Regions from separate parts of the Homo sapiens genome. Here region 2 is linked to region 1. Evidence: chromatin loops called from intact Hi-C (ENCODE). Cell type or tissue: heart right ventricle. All regions are shown on one strand. Links, peaks and the distances in the headings refer to the core of each region. The heading gives the core; the rest is flanking DNA. Region 1 has its middle 23 kb from the start of LINC02344. Region 2 overlaps KL (klotho).

The links. Hi-C counts contacts between places; a loop is a spot of excess contacts. Peaks named below come from ENCODE experiments on the same cell type or tissue, not always from the same donor. Only the 100,000 strongest peaks of a DNase experiment are listed, where the experiment ranks them.
Region 2: it touches region 1 in a loop (2.6-fold over the local background); 1 of 110 quality-filtered maps calls a loop at or near these places.

The regions. Positions count from the first base shown.
Region 1 is chr13:33,309,686-33,315,071 of GRCh38, reverse strand. It overlaps a transcript of STARD13 not described here. Among named protein-coding and RNA genes, the nearest start is that of LINC02344, 23 kb to the left of the region's middle. In heart right ventricle, for the core only: a CTCF peak has its summit at 2,748; no DNase peak of the experiment used is centred there; H3K27ac peaks cover 451 bases.
Region 2 is chr13:33,023,567-33,028,952 of GRCh38, reverse strand. The region is part of intron 1 of KL (klotho); the gene reads right to left. Among named protein-coding and RNA genes, the nearest start is that of KL, 9.8 kb to the right of the region's middle. In heart right ventricle, for the core only: no CTCF peak of the experiment used is centred there; a DNase peak (open chromatin) is centred at 2,241.

The DNA of each region.
Region 1 (5,386 bases), core at 171-5,170:
CTCCAAGGATGTTACAGAGGACACACATCATCCAGATCTTATGTACATTATAACTTCCAATGAAAAAGTGCACTCTTCCTAACTTTTTTTTAAAAAAAGTGTTTGTGTGTCATTTGTTTTGGCTTTGTCTCATTCTATAACCTAAATAATTCTTAGTCAACCACATGTACTCTCCATAGATTATATTATCAGGTACAGAGATTATAAAATACATCACTTCCAGTCTTAAGAACTTGATTGCTCATTATTAAATAGGTGGAATAAAGCACCAATGCAAGCTAGTACTGGGGAAGGAACCCAGCTGTGGTGTTCTAACAGACATGGGTTTGAATTCTGGCTCTACTGCTTAGTTTTCTGGTCATTTCTTTGTCTGTAGCATAGGGATAATAATACTGATCTCATTAGGTGCTCGGTTGTGTTATTGGTTGTTATAAGAATTAAATGAGACATTGGTTTCATTCACTTATCAAATATTTATGAAATGTCTGCTATATGCATAAAAATACTTAACAAAGAGCCTAGAATATGGTATTTAATCGCAGTTGCAATTATTTTGGCTTTTCTTCCATGTCTTGATTCAGATAACTGGCCTTCTGCTATAATCCCTTATGCCAAAGTCCTTATCCTGATAACACATCTAAGCATTTCGTCATTGCCCATGACATTCCTACCACCGTGGCTGTAGTCCTGCTCCAAATCACTATTGGTGCCCAGGAGTAACTGTTGACTCTTGCCTGCTTTGTCTGTTGCCCTTGAGTTAGCCATCACTGGGTTTTGCCCACTATGGAGTTTCTCTGATGCCACTATCTCTGCTGGACTTTGGGTACCTATCCAGTTCTTATCCCTCAGCTTGGGCTTGGCCTGACAGCTACCATAATTAGATTTGCTCTTATCTCATTCCTTGGAGAGGGGTCTCTCTCCAGGTGCCAGCCCTTACCGGTATTCCTCCTAATGTCACAGTTAACTATGCCACATCTAGCTCTAAGGATTCACGCACTGATGGCAGGGTTGACTTACTGATGGCAGTTACAGATGGCATGTGACCACAGCCATGTGTGTGATGGAGATACATGGAAAAGGATGAAAGTACCTAACTATCATATCAAAAATATAATTATAGAAAAGATGGAGATTAGCCCAAAGAAGGTCAGAGAGTATTTTAAGGGGGTGCAACATGGTATCTGTAAATGCTTGGGAAAAGACGATGATGAGTTGTTTTGCTAGGCAAAAGTAAGAGGTTTCAAAAAAGGTCAGGTAGCTATGAAGTCAGTCAGCTAAGGAGAGTTTAATGATTGCCCTAGAGTAAGAGGACTTGGATTAGAGTATTGGCTCTGCTATTTATTATCATTATGATCTTGGTCATTTCTAGTCTGTCAACATCAGTTGTATTACTCATTTAATAAAGTGAAGGAGTGGAATTGTGCTACATGCAGCTGAAAAACATCAGCTTGGGGTTCTGTGGGAGCCAACAAATTAGAGAAAGGTGGAGTTGGGACAAGTGGATTGTGGGATGCTTTCCAGAAAAGAGGATTCTCAAGAGAATGTTTAAATCTAGGTAGAAATTCACCAGAGAATGGAGAAAAGGGAAGATGCTCTGGCAAGGGTCAGCATCATATGCGAACTTTCAGGCATGAAAGATTAGCAAGTTGGAAGAGAAAGAATTAGGACCATGGATGCCAAATCAGGGTGGCTGAAGGACATACAAATGGAAATATTTAATGGGATTGGTGGCTTCTGCTTATTGAGTTCCTGTTAATTTTTAATTAATAAAGCAAGCATTAATTAATGCTACATTGTAATAAAATTTCCCCTTGGATAACACATTTTTTTCATTCCAAATATCCTGTTTACTAAAAGCAGATATCTACAGCAATGCACTCATGATAAATTTTAAAAATTCCCATCAGTAATACTTTAAATAATGTTTACTTTTACTGGATGCTTATACAATTTCTATTTGTGTGTGTCCCCAACAATCTACAGTCTTTCATATCCAACAGCAAAACTGGCCATTCTCTGAAGAGATTAAAAGCAAATTATGGGCTTGGATTCAGAACTTCAGTTCCGCTAACTAGGATCCAAATGTTCTGGAACTCATCACAGTTGGCTTAGAATTGTTATCACCTAGGAACAATGTTATTACTTAGGAAAAGAGTTCAAGTAGAACCCTGGTAAATCTGGCTCAACAAATGGACCGTGCTTTATGGAATTTTTGTTGTTTATTATTACAAATGTTGTTGTTACTTTGATCTGAATAAGATGTTCTAAAATAAAATTTGTCTCTGTGTCCAACAACAGGTCCTGGCATACTCAATCAGCAGAGTTTCTGTTTGTTTTGATTTGCAAAGGAAAGCCATGTTGCCACATGTCTACTCAAATAAATTACCACCACCATCTACACTGACTCATTTAGAAGGAGCAAGTCCACAAAGCAAAAATTATAATATATATTAGAAAGTATTCATGCCAAACACATTGAGAATGAACAAATGTCTCATTTTTCTCCTTGTTTTAATGATACCATCTTTTGACTTTTACCTGCATCCCGAGTCAAGCACAAATGTGGAAATGTAGAGTCACGCAAAATGAGAGGATGGGGGTGGGGTGAGGGCAGAAAAGGCCGGAGAAAAGGGGTGGAGCAGGAAAGGCATGGGTTAGTTTCTCTAGATAGGAATATAGGCACAAAACACCCCTGACAAGGGAATTTCAACTTGAAAGACTATCTTCCCCAGCTAGGTGGCATCTAGAACCCAGGATTGCCATTCAGAGAAAAGGAAAAAGAAAATAAGAGGAACAGGAACATAACGTTTTGTCCCTAGGACACAATGACTTGTTTCTCTTTAATAAATGCATGGGTTTAAATATGGAACCTTGTATTTTATAGTCAAAGCAAATGAAACCCTAAGATAAACAGTAAAAATGTTTGTTGATTACATGTTACTGCAGCTTTTATGTATATTGTGTAAAACAAAACATGGATATTTCATGAAATGCTTCAAGCACAACTTTCTAAGGAGAAACAACCATTTGTTCTGACACGAACTGCATATCCAATAGGTGACAAATCCTGTAGCATTAACTTTTTTTCTTATAGAAACAGCATTAAGTGTTTTTTGGGAAATGAAAGAATTACACTTTCCCTACCTCTCTGCCCCCTGCTTTAACATAGAACTTACTGGATAATCCACATGCAAGAAAAGCATCTCTTGCCTACCAAGGTGCTTCCCACCTATGCTGAGAAAGGACTTGGCCCTGCCCTTGGCCTCATCTTCTCTCACGGCTGCCTGCCTCCTCTGAGCCATGAGCTCTTGAATGTCTCAGCCTTTGTGCTTTCATCTCTGTATCCCAGAACCAAAAAGGAGCCCACTAAATATTCCGTTTTGACTCAATGAACAGAGAGATGGATAACTTCAGACTACAAGTGATGAAATACGTAAATAAGATTACAACTAAAATATATAGTTTACAAAGCACTTTTAATAATCTGATTTATACTCAAAATCATGGTATAAGGTAAACATCTCCTATCTGCATTTTGCAAATAAAGAAACAGAAGCTCAGAGAGATTAAGTAGGCTTCCCAAGAGCACAGCTGATGAAGTTGGCGAGTTGGGATTTGAACCCAGTTCTTTCCTAAAAATCCATGTCATATGCCATAAAATGATGTTTTGGTCAACAATGGACCACATATATGATAGTGTTTCCATAAGATTATAATGGAGCTGCCCTATACAGGTGCACTCTTTTTATCTTTTTATTTTTAGTTTTATTTTTTTGAGACAGGGTCTCACTCTGTTGCCCAGGCTGGAGTGCAGTGGTGCAATCATGACTCACAGCAGCCTTGACCTCTCTGGCTCAAGAGATCATCCCGCCTCAGCCTCCCGAGTAGCTGGGACCACAGGTGCATGCTACCACACCCAACTATTTTTTTTTTTTTTTTTTTAAGAAATGGTGTCTTATTATGTTGCCCAGGTGGGTCTCAAACTTCTGGGCTTAAGTGATCCTGCCTTGACCTTCCAAAGTGCTGGGATCAAAGGGGTGAGCGACCTCACCCAGCCTATCTTTTATACTGTATTTTTACTGTACCTTTTCTATGTCTAGATGGACTTAGATACACAAATACTTACCATTGGGTTACAGTTGCCTGCAGTATTCAGTACAGTAACATGCTGTGCAGGTTTGTAGCCTAGGAGCAATAGGCCATACCAGATAGCCTGGGTGTGTCATAGGTTCTACCATCTAGGTTTGTTTGCAAACTGTGATGCTCGCACAATGATGAAATTGCCTAAGGACACATTTCTCAGAACATGTCCCCATCATTAAGTGATGCATGACTACTTTCTACTACATCCTGCTGCCTCTGAGAAGTATTATACACAATGAGTAGAAGGTGAAAAGATTATATATTAAAATTCAATATATATATTGAATTTTATTCAAGGTGAATAAGAAAGCAGTCTGTTTTCAAAAAGTTCAGAATATTAATGATATTTCATGAATGCCCACATTCATTTAGTTTGTTATTTTTTTATAATAAAGGAGAAGAACCAGCAATGCAAGTTTTATATCGCAAGAGAGTTGGCAGTGTTTTATTAACCTTCCTGCTCAGTTGCCTTCAATGATATAATTACTGCTATTTATCAGTCTGTGCAGTTTTCCTGAATTACAGCCTAGAGTTGTGTAACTTTCACTTATAAAGAAGAAGGCTGGAGGGTGCAAAATATTCTATTATAATCCTATGAAAATATTTTGTAAAATATGTTTCCCTTTTGCAATCCCCTAATTATTTCTTTTCCTGCAGTCTTGTCTTAAACTCATTGACAGCCGGAAGAACCACCAGCACCTTTGCTAGCAAAGGGGGAATTAGGGCCATCAATGCATCCAGGAGGGTGTCAGCAACGTGGTCTCCCAAGAACCAAGTGAGCAACAGCTGCCTGCTGCCGTCTAACTTGCAGTTGAAAAGAACTCAGTGTGGCCCTGTATTCCTAACTATCCAAACACTGGGAAGAAGAAAGCCTTTGCAAGTCATTATTCTCTATATATACATCCACTTTCTTCTCTTAGGAGAGCATGATGTCAATAGACCCTACATAAAAGTTGTAAAAAATGAATCAGAGATAGATCATTCACAGAGCTAGATCTAGAAATGTGATTCCATATGAAGGAAAAACACACAGGAACAGGTGGGTCAGAGCTTAAGAACACATATTTTCCCCATCCCCAATCCCTCTCTTGGAGGTAAACCTTTGACTCAGAAGAGACTCTTTCTGTACCATACATTCATTCCCAGTGGAGATTATCAGTATTTCCTGCTGTCTTTTCTGCTATAATATTATGTGCAGTCTAAGAAACGTTGCAAATTCTACAAAACTGTGGCAAATGTCCTG
Region 2 (5,386 bases), core at 200-5,199, 290 kb after region 1:
ACATCTCCACACATCCACACTTCAGGAAGTATCCACTGACTTCCTATTATGCTAGATAAGGGTTTAGCTCTCTTACACAGGCAATTTAGTTATACAATAGTTTTGGGTTTAACCGACATTTGGTATTGACATTATTCTGCCAACATGAATATCATTCACAGCTGGACCTTGTAATGTAGTAAGTAAGACTGTTTTCCTTCTTATTTTTGTTTTCTTTGAAGTTCATAATTGCATTGCTTTTTGATTGGCTCTGTTTTCTTTGGGACTGTGGCTAATTCTTCCCTCAATTTCCAATAGCCTCTCAGCAGAAACTTCCCCAGGGAAGTCACATGAGCCTCCAATATTTTGGGGGGACACACTTCTGGAATCTCCCCCATTCTGCACTGGCTGATCTTAGTCTGCTGCACATCTGACATCATGGGTCTACAGTTCATCATCCTTTTCCTGGGTTAGACCTGCCCTTTCATAGATCCCATGTCTTCCTCCTTGTCTTCCTCATGTTATGTGGCGGTTACCCTCCAATAACTTCCTGAGAAAGGGTTTATGGAAGATTTATTTTTTGGGACTTTGACTCTCATGAATGATTGACAGTTTAGATAAGTATCAAATTCTAGGCTGGAAATAATTTTCATTCCCTTCTCTGAAGGGCACTCCTCACTAGTCTTTGTGATGGCCAAGAAATGCACTGCTCAGTGTTCCTGCTATAAGGAGCACAGTTGACTGAGGCCATCAGTTGCTACCCCTTTGAATCTGCCATTGCAGTTGATCCTAAGATCATGATTCTCATCGGCTACTCCCAGATGACTAAACATGGCAGGGGAACTAATGCAGGCCCATTTCAGCAAGATGTGGACTCCGCCAATGGGCAACATTGGCTCAAGGCGTCCCCATCAGCCTATGCCTGGGTTGTTCTGAGACCCACAGTGCCAACTGAAACTCTTCCCAGCCCATCCTTCTCCCTGCCCACTCTCCTTCATAGTTGTTGGACACACATCATGATCCAAAGGTTCAATGCCTCCCCTAGCTCCTTCCCCTTTATCCTTCACAATTCTTTCCCCAATAAATTTCTTGTACATCTAATCCTATCTTGACATTTACTTCTTTCAGGACTCAAACTAACACAAGAGGGGTTGGGGAACCAGCTCATTCACTTTCTGGAAAGCAAAGAGAATGCCATTCTGAGTGTTGTGTAGGGGCAGATAGTCCCCTTGCACAAATGGTGCTTCAATTGCTAAATATTTCAACAGCAGTAACCTGGGAAATATCCTGGTGGAGAATGTCATTGTAGGTGCAATGATTTAGGCATTCCCTGCCTACAAGGAGATGGAATTGAATGCTTTCTGATATATTGTATTGAGACTCTACAGAGAGCTAATGAGAAACTGAGGGCCAATAACAAACAGTTAAAGGCTCAATATAAGAGCCACAGCCTTCTCTCCTACAGTGGAAGAGTAGAGAAACTTAGCAGCAGGCCTAGGACCTGATAGACTTGCAGAGATTTAGGGATGTTTAAATGCTCAGCCAAGGCAGATCAGTTATGCCAAGGTCAAGGCCCCGGTTGGGGAAACCTGGGAATATTTGGAGCTTACAGAGGTGGCCCATTCTTCCCTAGTAAGAGATAGCACTTCTTTATGCTGAAGAGGCCTCGTCCCTAAAAAGCAACAGGTGCACCCCTCAGGAGCTGACCCGGCACTAACGAGGATTAAATCCTAGTATAACCCACCTGGAGACAGCTGGGCCTGATAGAGAAGAAAAGATACTATATCCCAACATTGCTTCAAGATTGAGCATGCACTGCAAATCCTGAGGAGTAGCGCTGGGGTCCTTGACCAAGGAACTGGAACTTAACACAGGACAAGAAATAATTCATTATCTAGGGAACACTTTCTCCGGAAGTATGTTTTCACGATCCAGCAAGGACCCCAGGAGACGCGGTAAAGTTGCTGCTAGGGTGGCTCTGAGAAGCCTGTAAAAAGGGATGCCCAATGCTGAGCAGGCGGAAATGCCTGACATTGTTGCCCTAACAGCTGATAAAAGAATCAAGAAGCAGAGAGAAGCTGGCATGCAAGAACCAGTATATTATGTGAGGTCAAACAACCCACCAGAGGACAGTGTTTCCCAGAAGTCCCAAGTAGGGAGAAAGAGCATTCACTGCACCCTCAGGAATATGCTCATGGGGGTGCCAATCTCACTGAGACATTCAGTGGGGGCACCGCTCTCCAGGCCAGGGCTGCTGGTAGCAGAGGTGTCACAGAGCTGGGCTTGTTGCCACCCACGGGGATGGTCAGAAGTTGAAATTACAGAGGCCAGATAGTGAGTGGTGCTTAACTGCCAGAAGCCAGGGAGTTATAAAGATGGTTCATAGAGCATGGCTACATAAAAAGTGATGACCCCTTGTACAGTTCCCCGACTTAGCCAATTTTCCAAGCTATAATTCACTGACTGAAGAGGTGCCTAGGTCCCTAGGAGCCAGGACCCTGCAATAACACAGAGGTATGACCCCCCCACCCCATTCTTCCCATTCAATATGAAAATGCATGTCCTCCAGCTATAGGAAATTTTCTGGAATTACTTCATTGTTTCCTTTCCTTTTACGTCAGTTACCTATTGCTGTGAAATAGACCGCCCCCAATTTGGAGAATTGAACTAATAAGAATTTATTTTTTTCCTCTTGCTTCTGTGAGTTAATGGGGTTTGGCTGGGCAAATCCAGTCTTGAGTATGCAGCCAGGGAAGGGACACTGCAAGGGAAAAGGCACTGGCAGGGAGAATGAAGGACAGAGGCTAGAGAGAGCCCAGTCCCACCCATGAACTATACAGTAATCTTTACATACTTTTTACATACTTATTCATACAGAAGAGACATAACATGGGCTGCCTTTTAATAATCATACATCAACATTTTAATAACCAATTAGTATTCCACTGTATAAGCGTACCAACATTCCTCTAACGGATTACCTTAACACATTTAGCTGATGTCCAGTTTTAAAGAATAAACCACCATCAGCGGTAAACTTCCTCTTATCTTTGCACATTGGAGATGAAATTTAATAAGATTGAAAGTTTGAAAATAAACTACCAAAGAGATGACAGGGATGTTTGGCTTCACAGCAATTCACAAGCTGGGGGGAAAAAACCTGAGAGGTTTTAGCTGACTGCAAACTAATTTGAGTCCGCGGTAAGGTGACAGCCAAAATTGTTAATGCAATCTTGGGCGGCATGAACAAAATTCAGTGTCTAACAAGAAATGTAATCGCTGAAGCCTACTCTGAACACCTGGGGCACTGCTTGGTTCTGCACAGCAAATGTTAAGAGAGGCCTTGGAAATTCCCAGGCTTTCTTCTTCAGCTCCTCATCCTTTCCCACCTGACGCTTCAGCCATTCAAAAGACCTCATGCTGTGGTGGGAATGGCCACACTGTCTCACCTGTACTGACTTTGCAAGGGATGTTTCCTAGAAAGGCACAATGCCCTTCTCACTTTGTGTGCCCAGCAAGCCAAGCCCAGCAGCAGGGCCCACTACCTATTTTTGTAAATAAAGTTTTATTGAAACACAGCTGTGCCCATTCATTAACACATTGCCCATGGCTGCATTCATGCTGCAACCACAGAACTGTGTAATAGTTGCAACAGACACTGTAGGATCTGCAAAGTCCAAAACTTAGCCCTCTACAGAAAAAGATTGCCAGCCTCTGATCTTACAAGTATTGCTTTCCCTGACTGCTCCCGTACTACCTCCCCAAAACGCTAACCTATCTCTCCTTTCTTGAAATAGGTTCCTAAGCAAGTACTTATTTCTCTTAAGGCATTTATACATTTTACTGTAATTATTTGACAATTACCTCTCCCCTACTAATCTGTGACATGAGGGCAGGAATCTTACCTTATCCCTCTTTTCTGACAGTGCAGAAACTTGGAAATGGCAGCTCTGGCCAGGAAGGAGTAAAAAGGCCCCCTAGGTTAGGAGCCCCCTCACAGCCCATGCCAGATAGATAGGAGAAAACTGAATCTCTCGTGCAGCCCAAGCAGTATACCTTTGGTGAGCAATGTCCACGCTGAGTTGTGTTTGACTGCAGACAATTTCTGGGAGAATGTAGTTGAGTCGGGAGTGAGACGCCCCTACCACTGTCCCCGCACCTGTGCAGGGCTGGCATAAAGGCCTGATGGGAACAAGGGGACACAGGTCTCTATGGAAGAACTTGGGACACCGAAGAGAGGAAAAGGCAGAGGAAAGAGGACCACATGATGAGAAATCAAAGAGAAGAGAGGACAGGCGGGGAAGAGCAGCATCCCCAAGAGGCTCTGACAGGGCAACGGGCTTGCCTCCCATGCCCCCATCCTCCCCTGCAGCTTTGCAGCCGTCCTCTGGACCCTCACGAAAAGAGCCCTACAAATATGCCTCCTTTGGGAGCCAGGGCTCTGGACTCTCTACAGGGTCCGGCACAGGGAGAACTCCAACCACTCGTCCTCAGTCCTCTGCACCCATCAGCAGGACAATGGTGATGGATGATGAGACAGAGGCAGGTCCCACAGACAACCCTAAACCCTCCCCGCTGGGGAGATAGGTCGACTTTCCCCTCTCCTCTCCTCCACCTTATCCTGAAACGTCAGAAGACAGAGCCACCTGTTCAAAGGTTACATTCATATTCTCAGAATTCAACATTGCACCTGCCTGCCACAGGGTAAGCTCTCAAGAAATGTTCCTGACTAAATGTCCAGTCACCTCCATGTCTTCTTGGAGCAGACATTAGCATGAAGGAGAAAATTCTAGGAAGAACAAAACGTACTGGTCTTTTCAAATATGTGAAAGATGTCTTTTCAAATATGTGAAAGATGTCTTGTCAAAAAGTGACTTGCTTTATTCTTTGAGATTTAGGAAGGCAAAGAGACAGTCACGGAGGAGTCCTGTGCAGCAGCAGGTTCAATATGAAAGAGAAAATCAAGGGGGCAACTTGAGTGGAACTGAGTTCCTCCTGCTTCAAAGGGTCAAGCAAAAGCTAGCTGACCCCAGGAGAGCCACTGTAAGGAGTTCGTCCTGGAGAGAAGTGTAACCTGGGATTTTCCAAATTCCTTCTGATTCTAACATTCTAATTATCAAATAAAATGCACTTATAGATATGGAAATAACATTTGCTTAACCATTATATTTAAAATTAATGTACATCACTGCTTTCAGTTTGAGTATTTTATCAAGCTATAATGATACCGGTTCATGGATGACGTGACATCTGTACTTCAAACAAAAAATGTTAATAAAAAAATCTATTGAAACTGGGGCCACAAAAGTTCAATCAATATTTATCTTTGGTTTAGTCAATATATAAAGTTATATCAGTCATAAACTTTAGTATGTATCTTTTTACCACCAAGCTGGATCCAGAAAGA